Linked DNA regions of Homo sapiens: region 2 is linked to region 1. Evidence: chromatin contacts called from ENCODE Hi-C data. All regions are on one chromosome and are shown on one strand. Each heading gives the region's core, a stretch centred on a gene start or an enhancer-like site at or near the end of the contact. The rest is flanking DNA. Distances are from core to core; before and after follow the strand shown.

The links. Hi-C counts contacts between places; a loop is a spot of excess contacts on that map. Pooled maps may share reads with other maps.
Region 2: a pooled map of ovary shows a loop between it and region 1 (2.3-fold over the local background). The contact joins the enhancer-like site here to the promoter of WWOX-AS2 in region 1. A Hi-C loop is called at or near these places in 7 of 50 pooled maps.

What each region holds. Positions count from the first base shown.
Region 1 is chr16:78,498,596-78,501,695 of GRCh38, reverse strand. WWOX-AS2 (WWOX antisense RNA 2) reads left to right here and starts at 1,660. Exons shown (of 2, transcript XR_007065129.1): 1 at 1,660-1,747. The region is part of intron 8 of WWOX (WW domain containing oxidoreductase); the gene reads right to left.
Region 2 is chr16:78,814,253-78,817,352 of GRCh38, reverse strand. The region is part of intron 8 of WWOX (WW domain containing oxidoreductase); the gene reads right to left. Among named protein-coding and RNA genes, the nearest start is that of WWOX-AS2, 320 kb to the right of the region's middle. Within about 2 kb of position 1,409, at least 9 of the 41 ENCODE cell types and tissues checked have a DNase peak (open chromatin) inside an H3K27ac peak, as active enhancers do.

The DNA of each region.
Region 1 (3,100 bases), core at 411-2,910:
GCATGGTGGCGGATGCCTGTAATCCTAGTTACTCGGAAGGCTGAGGCAGGAGAATGGCGTGAAGCCAGGAGACAGAGGTTGCAGTGAGCCAAGATCCCACCACTGCACTCCAGCCTGGGTGACAGAGGAAGACTCCATCTCAAAAAAAAAAAAGAAAGAAAAAGAACTTCTCAGGTGGTTCTAACGTACAGCCCAAAGTGAGCAGTACAGTTTGAAAGAGAGCCAGCAAAAAGGTTGGAACTTTAAAGAAAAGCTGGGTGAGCTATTTTGCAGGCTGTCTCAATTTCTTACACATTCACAGATACCTAGACACTGCTGCAGCCGGCTAGAGGAGGTCATCTTAAGCTCTTGAAAATCTGAAGATTTTCATAAAGAATGCCAAAACATTTACACAAACAAAGATATCTGAACCAAGGGGTCTGCTTTTATTTATTTTTTTTTTATTTTGTGTTTTTACAACATGCAGGTGCTGCTCCAAAAAAGTTTTTCAAAAAAAAAAAAAGAGAAAGAAAGAGAGAGAAAGAAAAACATGTATTGCAGTGAGGGTATTTATGTTCAAAGTTCAGAAATTTGTGGGCATTAACTGAGACCTGGAATCCCTGCCATTCAGCTGACCCTCTGCCCTGCCCAACATTCTTCACTGTTAAATGCCTAAGAATAATAGCCTCCTCCACCTGCACCCCAGCAAAGTGAAACATATTTCCCTGGCTGGGTTTTAAGTCAAGCTAAACACCAGCAGACCTAAGCGTGGTACCTGCATCACTTGGCCGTCCAGAGAAAGAGACACACTGGCTTTGAATTCTTTTGGAACTTCTTTGAGCCAGAAAATATCGACTCCTAGCAGGCCCAGCACAGGCGCTGTTGTACATGCTCTCTGGGTCTGTACTGATCAATGACAATTTTGGTAAACACTGCCTGAATAATTCATCATAGAAAAAAGCTTTCGAATTAAATGATATTACTGGGGCTTCCAGCACAAACACACACGTGTTCCCGAAAAGCTAGTCCAGCTGGAAGACTGCTTGGAATAACCACGATGATACCCAAGCTAAGCCCCCCATTTTATAAATTGTAATGAGTCATCTACCTACCCTACCCTCAGTCATAGGAAAATGCTGTTGGAGCCTCAGCCAGGTGTTCCAGCAGCATGCACCTGGCACATCTTGCTATGGCTTCTCATGGTAAAATGCTACCATGGTTAACCCAACGCGGCAGCATGCAGCGATCTAAAAAAAAACAAACAAAAGCGGAACAAAGATAGATGAAGGGAAAAAGGAAGGAAGGAAGGAAAGAAGAAAAGGAGGAAGGAAGAAAGAAATGCAAAAATGTTGGCTGTATTTTGTGCAGAGTAAAACTGAATGGCAGCGGGAATAATTCAATTTAATCTTGGCAAGCGGAATGGAGACTTAGGAACCACAGCAAATGCCAAGCAATTCATACCTTCTGTTTTATTTTAAAGCCCCACCTTTCCCCACTGCACAAAGTCACACACACAATTAGTACTGCATTGACCGTAGGACTGGCAAAATTCTACACCAAAAAGCTATCCTTGGCTCAAAATGAGCTCATGCATTAGAATGGCACACCAAAAACCTCAATGTGTGCTTTGAACCATGCTAGTCTGCTTTGCTGTTGTGTTGTTTTGTATTTTCCCACAGGCAGAAACCAGGTTTTGACCCACTTCTTCTCCATCCCTCTACTGCTTTCTTTAAAGATTCAAAATGAGTCTCAGTGAGGCCTCAGAACGGTAAGGACCATTTGGTACTACTTAATCCTATTTAGGCAAGGCCAGGAATGTCTATTTATAGCACATTAAAGACGGAATGTAAGGGAGGGGTCCATGGCATGAAATTCAAGGTCTCAGCATCCAGAGACAATGGGACTTCCAGTGCCTTGGCCTCGATTTCTTACAAATGCGTTCCACGGATGTATTTGACAGAGGCTGGTGTCAAGTCCTGGGCTGGATACTGGAGCTACAGATTAAAAAAAATAAGACATGGTTCTTATCCTTAAGGAGTCAAAGCCTAATAGGGAAGAGAGTCGCAGGCACAAACAACTACCAGATGGTACAACTAGTGCTCTACACTAAGAGCCGGCAAAGGGGCCCTGGGCCAGGAGGCAGGAAGCCCGTCCACCGCCCGGCATTGTGGACTCAAGGAGACAGCTGATGAGTAATCTGCAGTCGCTGCTAGTTGCCAAAGAACGGAAAATCTCCATGAGTCCCACCTGACCACTTAGAAAGGTTAGCTATGGTAAAAAGTGAACAGGTGGGATACAAGCCAAAAGACAAATAAGACTATGAGACTATCACAAAGGGGCTGGTGGACAGCCAGGGGGTCTCCCGTGGGCCAAACCCATCCAGAAAGACTACAGAGCATGTGTGCCACCCCACCACCAGAAGCAAGGCCACACACATAAGAACATCGTAGCTTGCTGCCTTTCCACCACCTCCGCCCCCTCACCCCCCCAAAGCAAAGCCATCTCACTGAGCTAGGGCCAGCGTGGACACCTTCAAGTGTTAGATACGCACTATCACCGTGCATCACGAGGAAAGAGAAGGGCCCACATGGTTTTCATACTTAGGAAAATTCAGCTTTAATCAAACTCAGTTAATTATTGACTCAACAAGGATGAAACTACAATAAAACCATTTTTGCCAGAGGCCAAACTATTAAGAAACCTCGTGTACTTCATAGACAAAAAGCCTTCAGAAGTATTCCTTGAGCCTTCATAATATTCCATCTTAACAATCATTATTGTGCTTATCTCTCAATGCCAATAAAGGAGAGACAATCGAGGAAGTTGCCTATGTATTTAAGGAAAAAAAACAGACCAGTAACAGTGGCTCCTGCCTGTATTCCTAGCATTTTGGGAGGCCAAGGCAGGAAGACTACTTGAAACCAGGAGTTCGAGATTATAGTGAACTATGATCATGCCATCATGCCACTGCACTCCAGCCTGGGCAACAGAGCAAGATCTGTCTCTGTTTAAAAACAGAAAGAGAGAATGGGGAATCGGCCTAAGTAAATGCCGCTGCTCTCCTTTACAGAATTAGTGAAACAACAATGTCCCTTCTGAATTTTTCTTGCCATGAACATCT
Region 2 (3,100 bases), core at 160-2,659, 320 kb before region 1:
TTCTGGTTTCTTCTAAAATTAATGTAATAAGATGCATTAATCAGAATTCTATCAAGTCTACACACTTGGCCCAGGCTTAAGAAGCAATACTTTGAAACTGCAGTTGGCTAAGCTTCCCTATTCTTTGTGAATCAGAGTCAGGGTTGAAGAAGGAAAAAAAAAAAAAAAAAAAAAAAAAAAGAATAGCACTAATGTTTAAGAAAAACTGGCAACAGGAAAATGTTTAAGCAACTTTTCATTCCTTAGCTCCACCAGGGATTACAGAGGGTTAGGGGAAGGTTTGACCTTTGTATTTCCACAAACGTACTTCAGACTGTGGGATCAAAAACAGTTGGTCAGAACCCAAGCCAAGTCAGGACTGGTTTGGGCAATAGCTCAGGCCCAAGGTATTTACTTGTTTGTTTCTGTCTAATAATAACTTACTCTGGGACTTGCAATGGAATCTTGGCTATTTCTTGCCTTCAGATGTTTGTAACCAGGTGATGAAAAATTTTGGAAACTGAAATAGATTACACAGATGAGTACTTGGCATTGCATAACTTTTGACTTAAAGATGATCTTCTCAAGAAACCAAAAAAAACTGAGCCACAAAATCAGAGCCAACCCCAGTTTCTTCACAGCAATTGCTCATTTTTAGATGATACTCTACATTTTAAAGTGACATAAAAGTGTCCTGAACATTGTACTACAATTTGGTTGTGCTTTTAATGTGACACAGCTACATCTGTATTTACTATTACAACTCAGTACCCAAAAGATGAAAATTTTTAAAGACAAACGGCCAGGCTTTTGTGGAAGAAACATTTCCCCTCATTGTATCAAAAAAAAAAAAAAAAAAAAAAAAAAAAAAGAGTGGCTCCTTCTTGTCTGGTAGATTTCAGTAATTGGCAGGATTTTGAGTAAGCTCTTTTAAAAGCCCTCCATTTCTATTTTCACATTAAACACACTTGCAATATCTATTAAAAGCACAAATACTGAAGAACACACCAAGACTATCAATGAGGTTACATCTGGAGTCCTCGATATATCAGGAAAAAATGAAGTGAACATTCACAGAGTTTTACTTCTTTGGGAACTCAAATGCTAGAAAAGAAAAGGGTGCCCTCTTTCTCTGGCTTCCTGGTCCTATCCAGCGTCCCAAATTTTACATCAATTCTTTATCAGAGGGTTTATCAGAGGGGGTCCAGTTAGGGATTTAGTTTAAACAACAGATACTGGATTCTGCCTTCATTTTGGGGAGTATTTATTCACATTAAGGCAGAGGGGATTCCATGCTAGAAAAGCAGAATAGAAGCAGGAATGTTTCTGCCATGTTCTGGCTATGACCACTTGGCCTTACAGTTCTAGGGTGATTGAGCAATATCCCAGGAAGGACACACAAGGTCACCCAGGAGACTTGGGAACATCGAGAGAGAGCAGGGCCAGTGAATGGGTTGGGGAGAGAACCTCTGAGCCCTGTATATATCTTGGAAGTCACTCTCAAGTTTATATTTGGGCAGACAGAGCCAGATGTCAGCATGGACTCATAGGCAGCCAAGCAGCAAGAGGAGGGTCACTGAAACACTGGCAGAGAGGTCTGCGTACAACTGTCCTTGGCCTCAGACAGATGCATTGCAGTTCTAAAGCTCTTTTGCTCCTTTTCAGATTTCCTTAAAAGAACAGGAAGGGAAGGAAGGATTAAAACCCAGGGGAAGCAAAAGGAGCCATGGCTCAGACGAAGTTTCCTTCCAGAGAGACTCCCTCTGCCCCCATAAATGTGTGTTTTGGAGGACAGCTTACGCATTGGGCAAGGAGGTCATCATGGTCTGAGATTTCAAATTCTTGGTCAGGGTCCTGGCAAGAGGCAGATGGTACACTCAAAACGGGTAACGTAAGAAGTGTTTAGTAAAGGCACTGTTTGTAAAGGTCGGTGCAGGGTTTAAGGAAACAGCAAGGTTTCATGCAATGTACTCCAGTTAGTAACAGCAGGAACAGCTCCTGCCCTTGTCAGCTAAAATGTATGAAACCTTCTTTTTTTTTTTTTTTCTCGAGACAGAGTTTCATTCTCTCAGCCAGGCTGGAGTGCAGTGGCACAATCTTGGCTCACTGCAACCTCCATCTCCGAGGCTTAAGGAAATCTCCTGTCTCAACCTCCCAAGTAGCTGGGATTACAGGTGTGTGCCACCATGCCTGGTTAATTTTTGTATTTTTAGTAGAGATGGGTTTTCACTATGTTGGCCAGGCTGGTTTCAAACTCCTGACCTCAGACAATCTGCCCACCTCGGCCTCCCGAAGTGTTGGGATTACAGGCGTGAGCCACTGTGCCCGGCCTGGACGAAACCTTCTACAGAGGAAGGTGGTGAAGTGACACCCTGCAGGGAGCAAGCCTGAAAATTAAATTGCTAAATCCAACCAGAAGAAGAAAGGGCAAGAGAGCCAACTATGGTCAGCTTCCAGGCCAGGTGGAAGAATGTGGGGAGCACAAAGGTAGCTGGTGCACAGACCGCACGCGAGAGAGCCCAAGGGTGGTTTTGCAAGGGCAGATGACAGGACTAGTGGGGACAACGCCCACAGTTCCCCAACTTCAACCAGAAGGCCTTGGCTGTAATGTCTTATACACTGCCATGTCACATTAGTTGTTACATGAAGGCAGAACTTTTTCCCCCAAAATACCTGATTGGAAAACCTTGACCCTGGATGTCACGCTGGTTTCTCCCAGGTCTAAGGTGCATGATTCCATAGAAAAGAACCAATGTAATCCACAAAGGATACATCTTGAAATTGGATAGGTTGGAAAAGTACACAGGTGCCTTTATCCACGCCATCACTGCAACCTCTTTTGTTTTGTACATATATGAAAAGCCAACATTCTAAAGTAGAGGTTCACTTAATTTTTTTTTTTTCAAGAGAGGCTTCTTGGTAGTTTCATCACACAGTGGTTTTATTAGGGGATGTAAGGATTACAGAAACATCGTATTTTTTAACATATAGTATTTTTTGAATATGATTTGAATTAATATAGAAAAGTGCATTTTTTCCAGTTTTTTAGGGAAAAGGAGATACTTCACCAGGAGGATAAAAAGGAACAAGAGGGGAAGGGGAAATAAAAATTCCAGAAAGA